4 separate regions of the Homo sapiens genome follow, and regions 1, 3 and 4 are each linked to region 2. Evidence: read pairs that join two places in POLR2A ChIA-PET (ENCODE). Cell type or tissue: MCF 10A. All regions are shown on one strand. Each heading gives the region's core, and the rest is flanking DNA. Links, peaks and the distances in the headings are about the cores only. Region 1 has its middle 22 kb from the start of LINC00243. Region 2 has its middle 7.9 kb from the start of IER3. Region 3 overlaps LINC00243 (long intergenic non-protein coding RNA 243). Region 4 overlaps LINC00243 (long intergenic non-protein coding RNA 243).

The links. Peaks named below come from ENCODE experiments on the same cell type or tissue, not always from the same donor. Only the 100,000 strongest peaks of a DNase experiment are listed, where the experiment ranks them.
Region 1: POLR2A ChIA-PET joins it to region 2 with 10 read pairs; 25 of 35 experiments call an interaction of 5 or more read pairs at or near these places.
Region 3: POLR2A ChIA-PET joins it to region 2 with 27 read pairs; 29 of 35 experiments call an interaction of 5 or more read pairs at or near these places.
Region 4: POLR2A ChIA-PET joins it to region 2 with 77 read pairs; 29 of 35 experiments call an interaction of 5 or more read pairs at or near these places.

What each region holds. Positions count from the first base shown.
Region 1 is chr6:30,805,811-30,811,394 of GRCh38, forward strand. No RefSeq gene overlaps it. Among named protein-coding and RNA genes, the nearest start is that of LINC00243, 22 kb to the right of the region's middle. In MCF 10A, for the core only: no CTCF peak of the experiment used is centred there; no DNase peak of the experiment used is centred there.
Region 2 is chr6:30,749,724-30,755,228 of GRCh38, forward strand. It overlaps the pseudogene RN7SL353P. Among named protein-coding and RNA genes, the nearest start is that of IER3, 7.9 kb to the left of the region's middle. In MCF 10A, for the core only: no CTCF peak of the experiment used is centred there; a DNase peak (open chromatin) is centred at 2,848.
Region 3 is chr6:30,825,555-30,830,308 of GRCh38, forward strand. All of the region lies in intron 1 of LINC00243 (long intergenic non-protein coding RNA 243), which reads right to left. Among named protein-coding and RNA genes, the nearest start is that of LINC00243, 2.7 kb to the right of the region's middle. RefSeq lists enhancers at 1,678-2,178, 2,978-3,272, 3,152-4,051. In MCF 10A, for the core only: a CTCF peak has its summit at 3,114 (motif pointing right); DNase peaks (open chromatin) are centred at 1,617 and 3,097.
Region 4 is chr6:30,816,241-30,821,824 of GRCh38, forward strand. All of the region lies in intron 1 of LINC00243 (long intergenic non-protein coding RNA 243), which reads right to left. Among named protein-coding and RNA genes, the nearest start is that of LINC00243, 12 kb to the right of the region's middle. In MCF 10A, for the core only: no CTCF peak of the experiment used is centred there; DNase peaks (open chromatin) are centred at 2,391, 3,261 and 4,171.

The sequences.
Region 1 (5,584 bases), core at 886-4,885, 56 kb after region 2:
AGACAGGGTTTCACCATGTTGGCCAGCCTGGTTTTGAACTCCTGACCTCAAGCGATTCACTCACCTTGGCCTCCCAAAGTGTTGGGATTACAGGCGTGAGCCACTGTGCCGAGCCTGTAGAATGACTTTAAATCTCCACCCTCTACCTATAGCAGCCCACTTCCTCCTCTCTCTTCAAATCTCCTTTTTCTCACTTTCTTCTCCATCTTCCTTGCCCTTTTAGAAGCAGAAAAGGGCATACCTTTTCTGTGATACCTTTTCTCTCCATCATGAAAGTCTCGGCCACGGTCCTCTAACAAAAGACAGGTTAATGAGAGAAAAACATTTATTGAATCCAAGTTTTATGTGTCACGGTGGCCTTTAGAATGAAGACCCACAGGGGCCGGATGTGGCGGCTCATGCCTGTAATCCCAGCAGTTTGGGAGGCCGAGGTGGGCAGATCACTTGAGGTCAGGAGTTCAAGACCAGCCTGTCCAATATGGTAAGATCCTGTCTCTACTAAAAAAAAAAAAAATTTAGCTGGGTGTGGTGGCATGCACCTGTAGTCCCAGCTACTCATGAGGCTGAGGCAGGAGAATTGCTTGAACACAGGAGGCAGAGGTTGCAGTGAGCTGAGATCACACTGCCACACTGCAGCCTGGGCGACAGAGCAAGACTCCGTCTCAAAAAAAAAAAAAAAAAAAAAGGAAAAAGAAAAGAATTAAGACCCACAGGGAAAATTCTCATTTTTTATGCTTAGAGTTGATGAAGAATGGATGGTCATGTGGAAGCATTATGGGACAGAAAGGGTATGATCTCCTGGAGGAATCCAGCAATGCCTGTCTGTCCGGATTCTTCTCGGCCTCTATGTTGTAGCATTTCTGCCAGCCAGGTATGGGACTGGACCCCTCTGGAATGAGGATCTTATTGTGTCCAGAAATGGTGGGTTCTTGGTTTCACTGACTTCAAGAACGAAGCCACAGACCCTCGCGGTGAGTGTTATAGCCCTTAAGGTGGCGCTTCTGGAGTCTGTCCTTTCTGATGTTCAGATGTGTTCGGAGTTTCTTCCTTCTGGTAGGTTCATGGTCTTGCTGGCTCAGGAGTGAAGCTGCAGATCTTCGCAGTAAGTGTTACAACTTATAAAAGCAGCATGGACCCAAAAAAGTGAACAGCAGCAAGACTTATTGCAAAGAGCAAAAGAACAAACCTTCCACAGTCTGGAAAGGGACCCAAGCGGGTTGCCAATGCTGGTTCGGGCAGCCTGCTTTTATTCTCTTATCTGGCCCCACCCACATCCTGCTGATTGGTAGAGCCGAGTGGCCTGTTTTGTCAGGGTGCTGATTGGTGCGTTTACAATCCTTGCGCTAGATACAAAGGTTCTCCACGTCCCCATCAGATTAGTTAGATACAGAGTTTGGACACACAGGTTCTCCAAGGCTCCACCAGAGCAACTAGATACAGAGTGTGGACTGGTGCACTCACAAGCCTTGAGCTAAACACAGGGTGCTGATTGGTGTATTTACAATCCCTGAGCTAGACATAAAGACTCTCCACATCCTCACCAGACTCAGGAGCCCAGCTGGCTTCACCTAGTGGACCCCACACTGGGGCTGCAGGTGGAGCTGCCTGCCAGTCCTGTGCCGTGTGCTTGCACTCCTCAGCCCTTGGGTGGTCGATGGGACTGGGCGTCGTGGAGCAGGGGGTGGTGCTCGTCGGGGAGGCTCGGGCCGCACAGGAGCCCTTTGAGTGGGTGGGAGGCTCAGGCATGGCGGGCTGCAGGTCCCGAGCCCTGCCCCGCGGGAAGGCAGCTAAGGCTCGGTGAGAAATCGAGCGCACCGCCGGTGGGCTGGCACTGCTGGGCGACCCAGTACACCCTCTGCAGCCACTGGCCCGGGTGCTAAGTCCCTCATTGCCCGGGGCCGGCAGGGCTGGCCGGCTGCTCTGAGTGCGGGGCCCTCCAAGCCCACGCCCACCCGGAACTCCCGCTGGCGCCCAAGCGCCGCTCGCAGCCCCGGTTCCCGCTCGCACCTCTCCCTCCACACCTCCCTGCAAGCTGAGGGAGTGGGCTCCAGCCTTGGCCAGCCCAGAAAGGGGTTCCCACAGTGCAGTGGTGGGCTGAAGGGCTCGTCAAATGCCGCCAAAGTGGGAGCCCAGGTAGAGGAGGTGGCAAGAGCAAGCGAGGGCTCTGAGGACTGCCAGCACGCTGTCACCTCTCATTATGGCCCACCATTAGACAAGCGTAGGTCAGACTATTTATTTATGGTCATGTCTTAGGAAGCAGTAGAAGAAATAATTCTAGTTTTTATGGCTGGCTTTGGGGAACAGGGGTTCTGGTTTCTATGACCTTAGGGAGGACTAATTCTGGCTTCTGTGGCTCACTTCAGGAGAGAATGAGGGGCGAGAGACAGGAGGGGCAGAAGGTCAGAGGGATCTTGGTTTCGAGGCTGCTTCTGAGTCTTCCCAATGTCCTTTAGTTCAAAGTATTCAGCATGCCAAAGTGCCACACTTTGGGGTATTGTTTTCTGAGCCCCAGTGTTTTCTTCCTCTCTTCTTCATTCTTTCTCAATCTCTTCTTCTTTTTTTAATTGAGATGGAGTCTCACTCTATCACCCAGGCTGGAGTGCAGTGGCGTAATCTCCGCTCACTGCAACCTCCGCCGCCGTCCGGGTTCAAGTGATTCTCGTGCCTCAGCCTCCCAAGTAGCTGGGACTACAGGCACATGCCACCATGCCTGGCTTTTTTTTTCTATTTTTAGTAGAGATGGGGTTTTGCCATGTTGGCCAGGCTGGTCTCGAATTCCTGACCCCAGGTGATCCGCCTGCCTTGGCCTCACGCCTGCTGGGATTATAGGCGTGAGCCACTGCATCCGGCCCCCAATCTCTTCTCAATCGCATTCATCAATATTTTTTTTTCTTCTTTTTTCATCCCATCACCTTGGGTCTCTCCTTGTCCGTCTCCCAGTCTTTCTTACTGTCAGCTAGCCCCTTGCTTTTCCCCTTCCTTTCTTTGCAACAGCTTCCTATCTCATTTGTTCAGCATAATAGAAGTGCAAACCGATGGCCTACTGCCTGAGTATCTGCTCTGCAGAAACATATAATTTGCTAAGAGAACGTTTATCCAAAATATTGTCTTCAGGAACTGGGAGCAGTGGCTCATGCGTGTAACTCCAGCACTTTGGGAGGCCGAGTTGGGAGGATTGCTTGAGCCCAGGAGTTTGGGACCAGCCTGGGCAACACAGTAGGACCCCGTCTTTATAAAAAATACAAAAATTAGCCAGGCATGATGCTACACACCTGTAGTCTGTAGTCAGCTTCTGGGGAGGCTGAGCTGGGAGGACTGCTTGAGCCCAGGAGGTCAAGGCTGTAGAAAACTTTGATTGTGCTACTGCACTCCAGCTTGGGTGACAGAGCAAGACCCTGGCTCCAAAAAAAAAGAAGAAAAAAAGTCTTCAATCTCAACAATTAAGAATTGGAGATTTCACATAAAAATCCAGATTTTATCCTGGGCAACATGGGCAACACAGTGAGACCCTGTCTTTACAAAAAATAATAAAAATCAGCTGGGTGTGGTGGTTCACACCTACAATTTAATTTGAGAGGCTGAGGAGGGAGGATTGTTTCAGCCCAGGAGTTCCAGGCTGCAGTGTTTTATGATAGTGCCATTGCACTCCAGACTGGGGTGAGACCCGGTCTCTAAACAGAAATCCCAGTTTTACAGCTTAAAAAAAAATCAGGCTATCTGGCATCATGCGACCTACACCGATTGCTAGTAACAGTTGATGGAGCTGGGCGGTGGCTGCCCCACTCTGTTCACCAGTGCCCACTCCATGCCTCCTGGCCTCCTTAACACTGAGGGAAAGTGCCAATTGGCATTTATTATTTAGCTTGAGTAGTTATTTTTTCCTCTAGCAGACAAATTTTAGTTTCTACCTATATCTTTACTGAAAAAAGGGAAAACAGAGAACAAGAGCCAGGTCTTTCTTATCCCAAGCCTGCTACCTCATTTGCATTTTCTGCTTTGCCCCTGCAGGTGGCTGAATTTTCAACCTTCGCTATAGACAAAGGCTCAGGTCTCCCTTCCCAATTTCTCACCGTGCCTCACTTCTCTTTTACTCTCTCCATATATCCTCGTTTCTCTTTTTGTTCATATAAGGTTAATATTTAGGCCGGGCACAGTGGCTCACGCCTGTAATCCCAGCACTTTGGGAGGCCAAAGCGGGTGGATCACTTGAGGTCAGGAGTTCGAGACCAGCCTGGCCAACATGGTGAAACACCATCTCTACTAAAAATACAAAAATATTAGCCAGGCATGGTGGTGCATGCCTGTAATCCTAGCTACTTGGGAGGCTGAGGCAGCAGAATCACTTGAACCCGGGAGACAGGAGTTGCAGTGAGCCGAGATGGCATCACTGCACTCCAGCCTGGGTGACGGAGTGAGACTCCATCTCAAAAAAAAAAAAAAGTTAATATTTAATGCATTGATGTAAAGCTAACTTCAGGACCACTTTTGAAACTTTTTTTCAGACTGTTTTGAAATCTTCAATCTTCAGAAAAAGTCTGTGAAAAATCATTTTATTTTCGCACTAGTGTGTGTGTTTGTGTGTGTGTGCACGCACATAGATGAGAGTAGTTACTCTGTGAAGGATCTGTTACTTATCTTGCTATTTTTCTTGTTTGACTAACAGCCTATTTATATGGATAAGATCTGAGAATCGGTTACTAGGCCGTATGAAAGAGGAGTCTTCTTTAGGATCATTATCAGTACAGGCCTGGCATTCACCTAACCAGTAATAGAAACCTGAAAAACAGTGGCATAAAAAATTGAGAGTTTAATTTTTCTGCATTTAGAATAAATCTAGAGGTGAGAGCAGGGATCCTAATAGCATAGCAATATTGGCAAGAACCTAGTGTAATTAACCATGTTTTCTAGTTTCTATATTCTGATACTTCCACATCGTGGGGTCTTGCTGACCCTGGAGTGACTGCCTCTCCCAGGTTGAGCTAATTCCTAGAAGCAAAGAACTCGCCTGTCATATGTAGATCAACCAAGCTAGACCCCATCCTCCCAACCACCACCTTCATCAGGCTCTGCCACTCCTAGCTGCAATTCCCCTAGTCAGCCCAGGACCAGTACTAGAGAGCTAGGGACAGCCCCTATGCCCCAGAGGCTGCTGAAATTATTCAAACTAGCCGAGCCTGAACTTGCTTACCTGCCTGCACACTCCTGCCTGTGAAACCACAATAAAGGCTCTTGCCCACATTTTCCTTTCACTCCCACTGCCTCCTGACTGACTCAGGTGCTTCCCCATGGGGCACCCCTGCACGCCATGCCATGCCTCATGCATGTTTCTAGGGAACTGTGAGTAAATGTCTTCCTCCATGAAAGTGATTCCTGTGTCTGCACGTCTTGCCACACCTGATTAAAACAAACCCTGGCTACCTTTACAACCCCCAGGTCCATCCAGCCTTCTGAGCCACCACCCTGACTTGATCGAGCATCAGGAATCTCATTTCTGGGCGGGGTGCAGTGGCTCACGCCTATAATCCCTACACTTTGGGAAGCCAAGGCTGGCAGATCACTTGAGGTCAGGAGTTTGAGACTAGCC
Region 2 (5,505 bases), core at 744-4,743:
GAACAATTGTGCAGTGACGACAGCGACAGCAAAGCCCTGGCCCGCGCCCTTTACAATCCCTGACATAGGAGTGAGTCAGGCCTGCTGCCTCACCTGGGTACTGCTGCACTGCTGACCACAGGCCCAGAACGGGGGACGGCAAGAATGGGCACTGGCGGAGGCAGAATGGGCAGGGGAAAGGGAGGCAGAGATTTGGAAATGGGAGCATCTGAGAAAGGAAAGCAGGGTGAAGGGACTGCACCAGGGTCCTGGGGGTAGGGAATGACAAAGTGAAAGCTTTTTAGCTGCACCTGGTATTCAGTAGATCCTCAATAACTACTTGGTGACTTGAGATGGGTTTGAGATAGAAAGGAAACACGGAATAGCAAAAAGAACATATTGTAATCTAGTGGTGTTAGACGAAATTGGGTTTAAGTGCCAGCTCTGCTACTTATTAACTAGGCAATATTGGGCCAGTTACTTAATGTTGCTGAAAATCTGTTTCCTCAATTGATAAATGGGCAAATTGACCTCTAGGTAACTGCAAAGGTTAAGAATATAAATTTACTCCTTCTGGGCACATAGTAGGTGCTTCTTGCATGGAGCAGGGGCATTATTATAATTATGAGAAGAGGGACTGCTTTGGAACAGGGATGGGCAGCAGTGAGCCAACCCAGGAGTAGGGAACTGGAATGAGAAAATAACCTCTAACTGCTAACATCACCAGGAGATACAAGTTCTTTCTCTTTTTACTCTGCCCTCCCTCCCTCTCCATATCAGGCAGGTTTTGTGGCTCTTTATTTTCCAGAGAAGCAAAGACTTCTGCATTCCTAGTTCCTGTTCAACTAATGTGAGTGATTTTATTTTTTTATGTATGTATTTATTTATTTTTTGAGACAAGATCTCACTCTCTCACCCAGGCTGGAGTGCAGTGGCATAAACATGGCTCACTGCAACCTCAACCTCCTGGGCTCAAGTGATCCTCCCACCTCAGCCTCTTGAGTAGCTGGGACTCCAGGAACGTGCCACCATGCCCAGCTAATTTTTATTTATTTTGGTAGAGACAGGGTCTTGCCATGTTGCCCAGGCAGGTCTCAAAATTCTGGGCTCAAGCGATCCTCCCGCCTCAACCTCCCAAAGTGTTGGGATTACAGGCGTGAGCCACAAAGTCTGGCCTTTATTTATTTAAAAAATTTAGTTTGGCTGGGCGTGGTGGCTCACGCCCATAATCCCAGCACTTTGGGAGGTTGAGGTGGGTGGATCACGAGGTCAGGAGTTCGAGACCAGCCTGGCCAACATGGCAAAACCCCGTCTCTACCAAAAATACAAAAATTAGCTGGGCGTGGTGGCGTGTGCCTGTAATCCCAGCTACTCGGGAGGCTGAAGCAGGAGAATTGCCTGAACCAGGGAGGCAGAGGTTGCAGTGAGCTGAGATTGCACCACTGCACTCCAGCCTGGGCGACGAGAGTGAAACTCCGTCTTAAAAAAAAAGAAAGTCTTACTCTGTCGTCCAGGCTGGAGTGCAGTGGCACAATCTCGGCTCACTGCAACCTCTGCCTCCCGGGTTCAGGCGATTCTCCTGCTTCAGCCTCCCGAGTAGCGCATGCCACCATGCCCGGCTAATTTTTGTATTTTTGGTAGAGATAAGGTTTCACCATGTTGGCCAGGCTGGTCTGGAAAACTCCTGACCTCACGTGATCCGCCCCCTCGGCCTCCCAAAGTGCTGGGATTACGGGCGTGAGCCACCACACCCAGCAAAAAAAAAAATTTGTTTTTACTCACCACTATACTGACAAGGAACAGGTGATTTTAAACATCCCCTCCCACCTACATTTTAGCTGGAACAATTCTCCAGAGGCATGGGGGTAGAGTGGGGTGGTGAGTTCTAGGCAGCAAGTTAACAAATGACCCCTAAAGATATTCATCTAGGCTCTAGGAGGCCCAAAATCAGGCCCTGGCAGTTCCCCTGACGCAAAACCATGGCAAGAGTTCCGGGAGCACCAAGGCAAGGTCACAAAAGTGGCACGATGACCCTACCCTGGGATGCAGCTCAGCCTGACCCAGCCCAACTCAACCCAGCTACCCTGGAGGCTGCTATGAGCTGAGCCGGGAGCTGGGAAAGGGCCCAGCATTCCTGTCCTTCTGCCAAAGCCGGCTTCTTAGGACCCCAGTGTTGTGGCTCCTCCTTTGGTCTTGGTTTCTTTCCCACCAGATTATAACTCCACCAGAGTAGGACTTTATCTATCTTGTGTACTGCTCTATTTTCAGTGCCTAGAACTGTGCCTGTCAATCAATACAGGCTGCTGAAAAGGCTAGAAATACAGGATCGTTGATGTCATTACTGTTACAGTGCTGTTCCCGTGGGAAGCAGCCTGCATCTCTCTGTAGACAGCTCCAATGTCAGCCATTGGAGAATTTGATGGAGATTGAAGTCAAAACATAATCATAGGGGAAAAATGCACAACAAATAAAATATTTCCCCTTTTGTCCAGACTTTTCAGACACCCCGTATTTACTGGATGAGTTGATCTACAAAGTGAAAGGCATAAATTAAAGGCTCTCTAATGTTTCTCCTCCTCTGAAACCCCATGATTCAGCAGCGTCTCCCATGTGTGCTCAAAAGTTGGACGTGCCTCCAGCCTACCCTCCAAAGCAGTTGCCATAGGCTCTTTTCTTCCAAGGTTGGGAGGGACAGTTCATTCCCCAAGAGGCCTCTCCAGGGGCGGAGGCGGGTGCTGGGGCTGGCCTGTCTGCAGCTCCCTGGCCCTACCCAGTGGGGATCGCGTGTCAGTACTGGGGTTTGGTGGGCTGCCAAGGGGTGAGCCCTGAGGCGGTTTTCTGGGAAGGATAGATGCCATGTGTGACTCAGAACCAAGTTAGGGAAAAAACAAGCTCACTCAATCTCTAGCACCCTCTGCCTGGCCTGGCTTTGCCCATGAGCTCATAAAAGAGGAAGCTGGGCCGGCCAGACAGTAGCTCTGCTTTCCCTCATGTTTTCTCTCCACGTCTCACGGATTCCCTAGAGTGTCTGGGCCTCAGGCCACCGTCATCCTAGCTCCTGGGCCCTGGCTCTTTTATGACACTTTCCCTTCCCAGACACTTGGTCATTTCTTTCCCCAGGTTGGGAATCCCACCTACCATAGAAGGGGAATTGCACACAAGGGGAGGTTGCAAATCTCTGTGTTCCTTGGCCCTGCTGAGGCCTCCACTGTCAGCCATGACCATTTGGGTTTGTGCGTGTGACTGCTGTGTCTCTGACACAGACCAAGTGGTGCTGACCCTGGGAGCCTGAATTAATAGATTTCTTGAGAGCTGAGATTCTCTGGTTCAGGAAAGAAAAAGGGGGTACCAAATGACTGGGCAGCCGAGCCACCCTCAGGGCTGCAATATTCCAGTTGGGACCAACTTACCTAGTACTTTTGGCATTCAGAACAGTTCACTACCAAAAAGGCACATTTTATTTTAGTGAAAATGGGACAATCATGGGCCATAAAGAACCTTCCTAACTATTGTTCCTCCGGTTCACCTCCTATACCCCCCAGGGCTTTCTTGTTCAAAGACAGACTTGACCATGTCCATGCCTGCTTCAGTAAGTTCAGTGGCTCCAAACTCTCTGAGTTCCCAACCCAAATCCAGGCACCTTGCAGGCTTTCTCTTTCAACACCCCCATTGCTTCTTGATGTTGTGCATCTCTAATTTTGTCCTTTTTCTCACACATGCCAAACTCTTACCCATTGGACCCTATAACCGTTCTATTTCTTTTCCTTTTTCCTCCCTATTCTCCTGGGAAAAAACCACTCCTGAACCTGCCATCCAGAATTAGTTCATCTACATTGTATACAAATCTCTCAAAGCATCACACACACGATATTATAGTCATTTGTCTATCTTTTTGATTGCCAGGAGAGGCACGTGCCATTGAGATGCAGCCGTCTTAATACTGGTAACCTCTTGACAAGGCCTAAAATTATTATTAAATTGTCACCATTAAAAAAAAAATCAGTGGCCAGGCACGGTGTCTCATTCCTGTAATCCCAGCACTTTGGGAGGCCGAGGTGGGCAAATCACCTGAGGTCAGGAGTTCGAGACCAGCCTGGCCAACATGGTGAAACCCCGTCTCTACTAAAAATACAAAAATTAGCCTGGCGTGGTGGCAGGCGCCTGTAATCCCAGCTACTTGGAAGGCTAAGGCAGGAGAATCGCTTGAACCCGGGAGGCAGAGGTTGCAGTGAGCCGAGATCACGCTATCGCACTCCAGCCTGGGGGACAAGAGCAAGACTTCTCAAAAAAAAAAAAAATCAGTAAGAAATGTATAAACCAGATATTCTCAACCTATCCCTGTGGGTTGAACTCATCCTATCTCTGACCCTGAGCCTTTCACATAAAATTTGGTAGTATTTGGTGATACTGCATTTTGTTTTAAAAAGTCAGGTAGATTGAAGTATAATTTAAATACAGTAAAATTCATCCTTCTTAGGAGTAGTTTTTGATGAGTTTTGATAAATGCATATAGTTTGTGTAAAGGCCTCCACCATGATGATATAGAGTTTTCCATCACCCCCAAAAGTTCCCTGCATCCCTTTGTAGTCAGTCCTGTCCCCATCCCCTATAGCAACCACTGATCAGACTTCTAACCTTACAGTTTTGCCTGTTCTAGAATGTCATATAGATGAAACTACAGGCTGGGCAAGGTGGCTCATGCCTGTAATCCCAGCACTTTGGGAGGCCGAGGCGGGAGGATCATCTGAGGTCAGGAGTTCAAGACCAGCCTGACCAACATGGTGAAACCCCGTCTCTACTAAAAATTAGCCAGGTGTGGTGGCAGGTGGCTATAATCCCAGCTACTTGGGAGGTTGAGGCAGGAGAATCACTTGACCCCAGGAGGCAGAGGTTGCAGTGAGCTGAGATCACGCCATTTCACTTCAGCCTGGGCAACAAGAGCAAAACTCCGTCTCAAAAAAAAAAAGAAAGAAAGAAAGAACGAAACTACAGTAGACACTCTTTTGTGTCCAGATTCTTTTGCTCAGTATAATATTTTTGTGATTCATCCATGTCATGGCATGATTCAGTAGTTCTTTCCTTTTGACTTCTGCATAGCATTCCATTGTATAAATATATGACAGTTGGCTTATTAATTCACCATTGATGGACATTGTGGTTTTTTTCTTATTTTTGGAAATGATGAATAAAGCTACTATGAACATTCATAGACAACTCTTTTTTAAGACATGTATTCTTATTTCTCTTGAGCAGATGTCTAGGAGTAGTATAACTAGGTGCATGTTTAGCTTAGTAAGAAATCGCTGCTGTGCCCAGTGGCTCACACCTGTGATCCCAGCACTTGCACCACGACGCCCAGCTAATTTTTGTATTTTTAGTAGAGACAGGTTTCACCATGTTGATCAGGCTGGTCTCAAACTCCTGACCTCAAGTGATCAGCCCACCTTGGTCTCCCAAAGTGCTGGGATTACAGGTGTGTGCCACCATGCCCAGCCTAAAGGCAGAAGGATTTCTTGAGCCCAGGAG
Region 3 (4,754 bases), core at 755-4,754, 76 kb after region 2:
CTTTTCATAAAGTCCTGAGTTTCTTAATCACAATGTTTTCATCCAAGGAGGCTTTTAGGAACAGGACCCCAGGGTTAGGGCAGGAATACACTATTGTTATTTTAACAGTCTATCAACTAGAAAGGCAAAAAAAAAATTAGATTTTTTTCAATATTAATGAAGTTGAATTGTTCGTTGATAATTGTTAATTAGTTATGGTGTTTCTGTTATAAATTGTCTGTGTCTGAATTTCTCACACAGTACAATATAAAATACAAATAGCTGTGGGGTATTTTCTAGGTGCTGGTTACTGTTCTAAGAGCTTTAAATGGAGTAATTCAGTTAATCCTGCCTCACGGTACAATAATTAGTCTCGTATGACGGAGGAAATAGAAGCCTGGAGAGGTCAAGTAACTTGCCCAAAGTCATACCCAGAAAGGCTGGATTCAGAGACTGTTGCCAACATTTTCCTTATTTATTTGCATTCCATTTTTTTCTATTAAATATAAAAATTAGCCAGGCGCAGTGGCTCACACCTGTAATCCCAGCACATTGGGAGGCCGAGGAGGGTGGATCACTTGAGGTCAGGAGTTCAAGACCAGCCTGGCCAACATAGTGAAACCCTGTCTCTACTAAAAATACAAAAAATCAGCTGGACATGATGGCCTGTGCCTGTAGTTCCAGGTACTCAGGAACTCGAGAGGCTGAGGCAGGAGAATCGCTTGAATGTGGGAGGTGGAGTTTGCAGTGAGCCAAGATTGTGCCATTGCACTCCAGCCTGGGTGACAGAGCGAGACTTTGTCTCAAAAGAAAAAAAAAAAAATTTAAAAACTTTTTGTAGTTAAATCTATGCATATATTCCTTTCTTTTGTTGGCCTATTGTTTCAGTTAATTTGTTTTTTTACTTTTTTCCCATGTTTTACTTATTACTTTCATATTTCTTGTATGATATTTATCTTAAAATCTAGTTTTATTTTTCTTTAAGAGACTGGGAGTCTTGCTATGTTTCTCAGGCGGGTCTCGAATTTCTGGGCATAAGCGATCTTCCTGCCTCAGCCTCTCAAGTAGCTGGGAATTACGCCACCAACACACCTGGCTTCTTTCAGCTAATTTAGAACATCCTACCCTTTTCAGAGATTAAAAAATATTTAGATTTGCTCAGGATATGTTAGATGAAGTGAGGATTTACATCTACTATATGTATTTTCCCAAATATTAATAATTATTTCTCCTGAACCATTTATTGCATAATATTTTTCTGTTCCATTGTTATATGACAGCACGTTTCTGCCTGGTTGTAATCTCATAGTGGCTTGATTTTTAAGTGAACATTATATGTTTAACTGCCTCCTTGAGGATACTGAAGACTCTTTCCAATGATTATATTCTTTTCACTTCACCTGTCATGCATCAAGTGTTGATGTTGCTGGCTGCCTTTCTCAGTGTTAGTTTTTATGTGTTTTGGAATTTCAGCTTCCAGGTTCATTTCCAGGCTTTCTCTGTCTCCCTTCTCTTGTTCCTCACTCCTCCCTGCCTAGTGGCTGTGCAGTTGCCCTTCCCAGGGGCCAGTGTTCAGGACTAGGTCTTATATGGCAGTCGGGGCTCCTGCCCTGGGATAACCCTGGGAATGACTCACATCCAGCCCCATGGCTGTGGGTGGCTCAGTTAAGCCCAGGTGTGGTGCCGTTTGGTAACCACGGGCCTCCCTAGGCCACAGTCCCAGGCGAAGTTAGTAGCAAGCTATTTCAGTCTTCTTGAAGAGGGTGGAAGTGTGGGCAAGAGGGGAATCTGAGTCCCTAATATTTTCACAGTGACCATGACACTGGTCCCCCACCTCAGTGGGCAATTTAATTCTATCTCACCACTCAGTACTCAACAGGACTTGACTTCCCAGCTGCCTTTAACTGTACCCTGAGTCAGAACCCAACAGGCCACAGCTGTAGCCCTGTTCATCTTTTGCATTTATATTCAGTTTCTGGGAATATCTTTGGGGATATTCTCCCTTTGTGGAGCATTGCTTTTTAATTTTCTCTAATATTATATCTATCATTGCTCTGTATTGAAAGCCCCTGGGCTAGCCTGTTTCACTTGTGTCTATTTTTTAGAAGCATTTACTGTAGCTTTATACTACATATTTGGGGATCACTAACAATTTTTTCCGGTCACACTCTAATCACTTTCTCAAGGCTGGATCAGGTGCGAGACTCTGTAGCAGTAACCTGAAGTTGAGAATTGAGGAAGTAGTGCTGCTATGAGAGGAGACCTGCGGTGGCATCCCTAGGATGGGGTGCTGGTGGGGGGTGGGTGGCAAGGGGGAAAGGGGGTTTCTGCCTAAGGGAGTTTCTGCTCCATGCCAGCACTTCATCAGAGGTCTTGAGCCAGGGTGGAATCCAGCTCCAGGGAGCATATGAGAGCAAACAATGGAAGCTTGACATGATCACTGGATGAACATCTGAAGTTTCATATGTGATGGGATCTCCCCAGAAAACAATAGTGCACATCACAGCCAGGAGGCACCCAGAGCATTGTGTTGCTGTGTTTTTTGAACCCAGTGAGTTAACTGTCCAGTGTTCCACATCATTCTGACCTGGGTCAACAGATGGAGGCAGGGCACACTCTTGGCTGTAGCTCGATCCGCCTCTCCTGCTGCAGCAGGACATTTCTCAGTAGCACAGGCAAGGTGCTCCGGGCAGGGGACTGCATAGTAAGTGGTGCCTCCTTTGCAATATAAGCCAAACAAGGCTTCCTGCTGGAGCGCCTCTTGGCTAATTCAGGGGCATGAGAGGCAGCATCTAACCTTGCCCAGGGGCCCTGGCTCCCCTTTACTATGGGGGGTGGCCTGTGATCAGGCCCAGTGGGACTGAGGAGCAAATGTGGACAGTCTTCCCCGGCACACATCGGCTGACCTGCATGCCCAGACTGTCTCCTGGGGCGCCTGTACAAGTTGGTCCTAGAATCCAATTCTTCCTGGAACTGGGTGTCATTTCAGGACAGAGAATACCGGGAGTCATAAATTGGCCCTGAAGCAAACGAAAGTCTTCCAATCCTGCATGACATAGCAGATTGTTTTGCTTGGGGCTTTGGCTTGGTCTGGGGCGTGCAGTTCCATGGGGGAACCTCTGGCAATCCCACCAGGGGGAGCCCTTTCCCCATCTTGGGGCTGTGGATCTCAGCTTTCCAGAATATTTGTGTGCATGTGAGTGAGCACATCTGACTTAATTTTTATATTCAGTATAGAATCATGACTCAGCTTTCCCTGTTAATGTAGTCAACTTAAGCTACTGCCATGGTTCAGGTTCCATCATGCTTCAAATATAGTTTATGACTGTAGTTACGTAGTGTGGCAGCAACACAGGGCAACTTGGGGCTGGGGAGAAGTGAGCGTGTCTTTCCCTCCCCAAATGCAGTCATTTAGCATCTTCCTCTTTCAGAGTCCTGTATCCCAGCGATGGGGATCAAGATTCAGACTTAAGGACACCCTACCTGGACCTTGGCAAGGAGATTTTTACAGTGGGAATCTGGTCCAGCCTCTCTCTGGCCCCAGGCCTCTACTGTCCACCTTTTACAAATGCCACATGGTAAGGAGTCAACTGAGCTACCTTCCAAGGAGCTGGATTGGTCTCCTGGCTCTGCCTGACCTTCCTCAGCCCCTCCGCAACCCCCACCTGCTCGCTTCTCCTTCACCTCCTCTCCTGTTCACCTGTACCTTCTTTCCTTAGATGTGGCCACACTCTGTTCCCCCAGGCAGCGTCTTCACTGAGTAGTCTTTGAACCATTAACCACCTGCAGCCCTATCCATGTTCTCTAGGGCACCTGCAAGAGGAGGAAGGGGAATTTGCTGATAGCCACAGCTGTGCATCCTACTGGAGGTGCCTTCCGGAGGGCAGCATAGTTAATCTAGACACCCAGCATTCTCAGTCCACTTCCATGGCCTTCTCTTCCCATTGCCTGGGTCTCAAAAGGCCCAGGACAATCTCATGAGGTGGACCGAGCAGTATTTGGGGAGGGAGGATAGAAAAGAGACTGGGATATCTTTAATTAATAGATACTATTAAAACCTCCTCCCCAGCAGCAGTAGTAGGGATCGTTAGTGGCAGCAAATCCATAGGGGTCTGCAGCAACCTCAATTCTTGCCTCTTTGGTCACTTACTGGGATCTTATTGGGAAACTGCTGATCACCAGTTTCAGATGTTTCTATTGGGAGACTGCCTGTCTCTGGTGCCAGCTGTGACCAATTATTTTAGAGAGCCCGTTAACAACTGCCTGACCCTCACCTGATGTTTGCCTGACATTCCTGTGGGTGTGTGTCTGGGGCGCCCTCTCCTGCCCTGCTCATCCCTGACTAGCTACTTACTCTAACAGGATGAGAAGACATACAAAATAGAGGCTACTTTAAAAAAAAAATTCTCAGAGTGTAGTGTGTAAACGTTCACCTCCACTATAAAGACCTCCTTGCCAGGGGTAGGAAGCCTTTAGTCTGAACCTTGAGCTCCGTCGCTGGGATACAGGACTCTGAAGAGGAAGACGCTAATGATGACATTGAGTTGACTCCACAGCATCTCACAATTCTTTCTTTTTCTAAGTCATCTGCATTTAGTATCCACTGACCAAGCAGGCAGGAAATGTAATTGAAGTTTTATTAGGGACTCCCCTATCTCTTCTCCTATGGGGTCCAGTGACCATCCCAGGGGTCTGACCCAGCCTAGAACATTCAGAGTCTGGGCCTCTGACCTTCAGACACAGCTGATATGAATGGGAGTCTTTGTGGTTAGTAA
Region 4 (5,584 bases), core at 702-4,701, 66 kb after region 2:
GATCCAGCACCGGGGCTGCAGGTGGAGCTGCCTGCCAGTCCTGGGCCATGCGCTCACACTCCTTAGCCCTTGGGCGGTCGATGGGACTGGGGGCCCTGGAGCAGGGGGCGGCGCTCGTCGGGGAGGCTTGGGCCGCACAGGAGCCCACGGAGGGGGTGGGAGGCTCAGGCATGGCGGGCTGCAGGTCCCGAGCCCTGCCCCGTGCGAAGGCAGCTAAGGCCTGGCGAGAAATCGAGCGCACCGCCGGTGGGCCGGCACTGCTGGGGGACCTAGTACACCCTCCGCAGCCGCTGGCCCGGGTGCTAAGCCCCTCACTGCCTGGGGCTGGCAGGGCCGGCCGGCTGCTCCGAGTGCGGGGCCCGCCAAGCCCACGCCCACCCGGAACTCCAGCTGGCCCGCAAGCACTGCACGCAGCCCCGGTTCCGCTCGCGCCTCTCCCTCCACACCTCCCTGCAAGCTGAGGGAGCCGGCTCTGGCCTTGGCCAGCCCAGAAAGGGGCTCCCATAGTGCAGCGGTGGGCTGAAGGGCTCCTCAAATGCCGCCAAAGTGGGAGCCCAGGCAGAGGAGGCGCCCAGAGCGAGTGAGAGCTGTGAGGACTGCTAGCAGGCTGTCACCTCTCAAGCTCACTGCAACCTCTGCCTCCCAGGTTCAAGTGATTCTCCTGCCTCAGCCTCCTGAGTAGGTAGGATTACAGGCGTGTGCCACCACACCCGGCTAATTTTTGTACTTTTAGTGGAGACAGGGTTTCACCATGTTCGCCAGGCTGGTCTCAAACTCCTGACTTCAGGTGATTCACCCACCTTGGCCTCCCAAAATGCTGGGATTACAGGCATCAGCCACTGCTCCTGGCCTCTGTGTAGTTTTGTTTGGAGCTGCAGTAAATAGTGTCTAATCTTTTCCTTCCTTACAGGCTATTTCTCCATATTGCTTCCCAGATACAAAATTCATAAATGTATACAAGCCATACCCATGTTACCCACTCCCTCAGGCCCTGCCAAGGCCTTGAGAAACTAGACTCAGACTGTGTCTCCATGTAGGGGGATTGCACATAGCATCTTTGAACTTCAGTTTCTCTTTCTGTAAAATGGGGAATTTTGACTACTTAGCATGCGTCATGTGTTAAAACCCTAACCTCGTTAGCAATTATAACCACTATCAGTATCCCATACTCTGGTTTTTTTAGGGCTTTCCCAAGGCAAATGGGAAGATTTGCTGCCAAGCTCACTTCGGGAGGTCACCAGGCCCAGAACATTCTTGTCCTCACAAATTTTCACTTCCTTCATTTAAGAACAAGGACTAGAGTGTTCTCACTTAATTACAACTGGGATAGGTGGGAGGGAGTTACCCATGTGGGCAACATTAGGGAAACTTTTTCTTTGAGACAGGGTCTTGCTCTGTTGCCCAGGCTGGAGTACAGTGGTGTGATCATGGCTCACTGCAGCCTCGACTTCCTGGGCTCAAGCAATCCTCCTGTCTTAGCCTCCTAAGTTCTGACAGCCCTTAGGGACTACAGGCGCACACCACCACACCCCATTCATTTTTGCATTTCTTGTGGAGATGCGTTTTTTCCATGTTTCTCAGGCTGGTCTTGAATTCCTGGGCTCAAGAGATCCTTAGGGAAACATTCTACCAAACCAGAAGTGATGGATCAACTCCCAGCAAGCCTTTAGTGGGCATTGTTCTTTTCAGGGAGCTGGATAGAAGAGGGGTCTCGGAGCCACAACACCCGTGCTGCCCATGATGGTAGAAAAGGGAAGTCTAAAAAGAGTTTGGGTCTGAACTGGGGCCTAGGAAAAGTTAATGGGGCAGTGATTTTGGCCTTTTCTACCCACCTCCTTGTAATAATATTATTTTAACAATCTGGCTGGGTATGTGGCTCATACCTATAATCCCAGCACTTTGGGAGGCCAAGGTGAATGGATCACCTGAGGTCAGGAGTTCAAGACCAGACTGGCCAACATGGTGAAACCCTGTCTCTACTAAAAATACAAAAATCATTCGGCCGAGGTGGTGGTTGCCTGTAATCCAAGCTACTCGGGAGGCTGAGGCAGGAGAATCGCTTGAACCTGGGAGGCGGAGGTTGCAGTGAGCTGAGATTGCGCCACTACCCTCCAGCCTGGGTGACAGAGGGAGACTCCTTCTCCAAAGAAAAAACCTAACCGCCCCCCCCAAAAAAAACCAATCAAACAAAAAACCAATCTTACCCCCATGACGTTGCCTCTCTCTAGCCTCCCAGGGTATTTCTGTAGTCTCAATATTTGGCCTTAGCTATAAGAAAATTTCCTTACCATTACTCTTTATTGTGCAATTCTCTGAAGATATTCTTCTGATGGCATTCTTTCCTCTCCATTCCTTGTGTGTCATCATTATTTCTTGCTTATTCCTGTCTTGTGCTTACTTCCTGAAATCTGATCTATCCTTTAGGCCTATCTCAGAAGCCTTTATGAAGCCAGCCTGCACGGAGACACTTTCCTTCTCTGGAACCCATGGCACTTAGCTGCTATGGCTTTTGTGCTCATCAGCAAACTGGAATGCGCTTCCATTAGACTTATCCTTTCACCTTAGATTCCTTAAGGCAGGAACTGTCCTGTACTTAGCCTTGCTCTTGTCATGTTGTATTTACTTGATAATTATTCCTTGAATTTAACTGGAAATTCCGGTTTGGAAGGAGAGGACATATATACACGAAGCATGGTATATTTAAATAAACTGGAGTTAATTTTCCTTCAGAAATACCTCCTATTTAAGCCTTTGCCACACAGGTATAGGCCTGGAAATAAAAGGTGTGGCTAAAAGCTACCTGCTCAGAGAACTCTTTTTTTGTTGTTGTTGTTTTGAGATGGAGTCTCGCTCTGTCGCTAGGCCGGAGTGCAGTGGCGCAATCTTGGCTCACTGCAACCTCCGTCTCCCGGGTTCAAGCGATTCTCCTGCCTCAGCCTCCCGAGTAGCTGGGACTACAGACATGCGCCACCACGCCCGGCTAAATTTTTGTGTTTTAATAGAGACGGGGTTTCACCCTGTTGGCCAGGCTGGTCTCAATCTCCTGACCTCGTGATCCGCCCGCCTCGGCCTCCCAAAGTACTGGGATTACAGGCGTGAGCCACCGTGCCCAGCCCAGATAACTCTTTTCTTCAGATTTTCTTTACAGATTCTTCAAGCTGTAAAATAAATGAATACCATCTCTCATCACCTATACCTAGGAAGTGCTGAGTAACTCTTTCCTGTGGACCCACTGAGTCAGAGGTTCACATCTGGTTGGGCAAGTAGTGGGTGTGATCAGTGATGAATATTCTTTGGTTTCAGCACCAGCATCAGCTATTTATATGTCAGTGATGCAAATCTCCATATGCAGAGTCCTTGATACTGTTCGGAGTGCTTCCATACCCATGCCCAAACTGGACCCAGCGGGGGTGGCTGCCGAGAAAAGAAACTTGACAGAGCAGGTTCAAAGGGTCCCTGGTTTCTTGCACTGGAAGAATTAGGGTGGGAACACAGTGGGAGAAGAGAGGTGGAATGTCACAGTTCTGACAGCCCTTAGCATGGAGATAGCCAGCAGCCAATTAGATATGGGAATCGGAAGCCTAGCAGAGAGGATAGCTGGAGAGTACATTTCAAAGTCACTGCCATATAAACAGGAATTAAAACCCTGATAGTGGGTGGGATCGCCTGGGAGAGTACGGAGGAAGAGGAGGATGGATTCAGAATGGAGTCCCAGTGCTTGGGTAGTGCATGGAGGACAGGACCCCTGAACAGGCCGGCAAAGTGTGGGTAGAGAGGTCAAGGAGAGAGAGGAGAAGTTACTGTAGAAATCGATAACTTCAACAAATGAGAGAGAGGTCAGCTGTAAGGTAAGAACCAAGAAGGGCCCACTGGATTTGGCGTGGAGCAAAGGGATGGAGTGAGTGGAGTAAAAGCGAAGATGGAAGGTGGATTTCAGTGGTGCCAGAGGGGAATGGTAGTAAGGAGAGCGTAGTGGACATGGAGATGTGCTGCTCAGATCTCCCCCAAGGAAGGACTTGTTGCCCAGCTATGGGAGAGCAGTCAGCAGACAGCCTCCAGCCATCAGCTCCTTCAGGGTCCCCTGGCTGCAAAGAGCTGCCTGGTCCCTCTTCCTGGTCACACCCTTTCTCCTGGCAGCTCCATGTGGTGACTAAGCAGGGCTGGATATAAATGTCTGGCTCTTTCAGTTCAACTTGCTTTGCTTTGATAGACAATACTGCCCCAAGCTCTCTGCAGAGTTATGAGAGGTGTGGTTGGGCCTGCAGCTCAGTTTAACTTCTCCCTCTGCCCACTCCTGCTTCCTTGCCCTTATTCACAGGTGTTAATACCTAATTAACATCTTGCATCCCAACTTTATCTCAGTATCTGTTTCCAGAGAACATGGTCTCCAACAGAATCATGGGAACAAGTCTTCTGAAGAGTTTGAGAGCAGGAGTCGAGGGACGGGAAGGAGGTGTTAAAAAATTAGTAGGGAATGGTGACACGCCTATAGTCCTAGCTATTGGGAGGCTAAGGTGAAAGGATCACTTGAGCTTAGGGGTGACTATACTCAGCTCTTCTCGGGGCTCACGAAACACTTTACAAAACATCTTTCTGTATCTCATTTGAGGGTTTTTGCCTACAGTCATTGCCAAGGCCACTTATCTGTAGTTTTCTTTTCTTTTTTATTTTTGAGACAGAGTCTCGCTTTGTCACCCAGGCTGGAGTACAGTGGCCTGATCTTGGCTCACTGCAAGCCTTGACTTCCTGGGCTCAAGTGATCCTCCTGCCTCAGTCCCCCAAGTAGCTGGGACTACAGGTGTGCACCACCACACCTGGCTAATTTTTTTTTTTTTCTTGAGATGGAGTTTTTGCTCTTGTTGCCCAGGCTGGAGTGTGATGGCACGATCTCGGCTCACTGCAGACTCCACCATCCAGGTTCAAGCAATTCTCCTGCCTCAGCCTCCCGAGTAGCTGGGATTACAGGCATGCGCCACCACACCTGGCTAATTTTGTATTTTTAGTAGAGACAGGGTTTCTCCATGTTGGTCAGGCTGGTCTCGAACTGCTGACCTCAGGTGATATGCCTGCCGCGGCCTCCCAAAGTGTTGGGATTACAGGCGTGAGCCACCGTGCCCAGCTAATTTTTGTATTTTTTGTAGAGATGGGGTTTTGCCCAGGCTCATCTCAAACTCCTGAACTCAAGTAATCCACCTGCCTCAGCCTCCCAAAGTGCTAGGATTACAGGCGTGAGCCCCCACACCTGGCCTGATCTGTGCTTTTCAACATTCATCTTTTTTTCCATCTTTGGGAATCAGAGCCACACAATCTCCAACTTCTAATACCTTTCTGCCTCTTTGTGATTTCTCAGAGATCGTTGATAGTGACTTGGAGATACTCTCAGTTAATTTTTATTTTGGTACTTAGGAATGTAATCCATTCAGACCAGGAGGTTTGAACACATTTGGAGCAGCTACTCTTGCTGTTATTATTATTTTTTTCAGGTGTTATGGTGATTCCCACTTAGCAGTGGCCGTTCTGCTGTTTCCTAGTCAAATTCCATGCTGCTTACTGATAAGCTGGGGGCACTGGCTTCTGCTCTTGC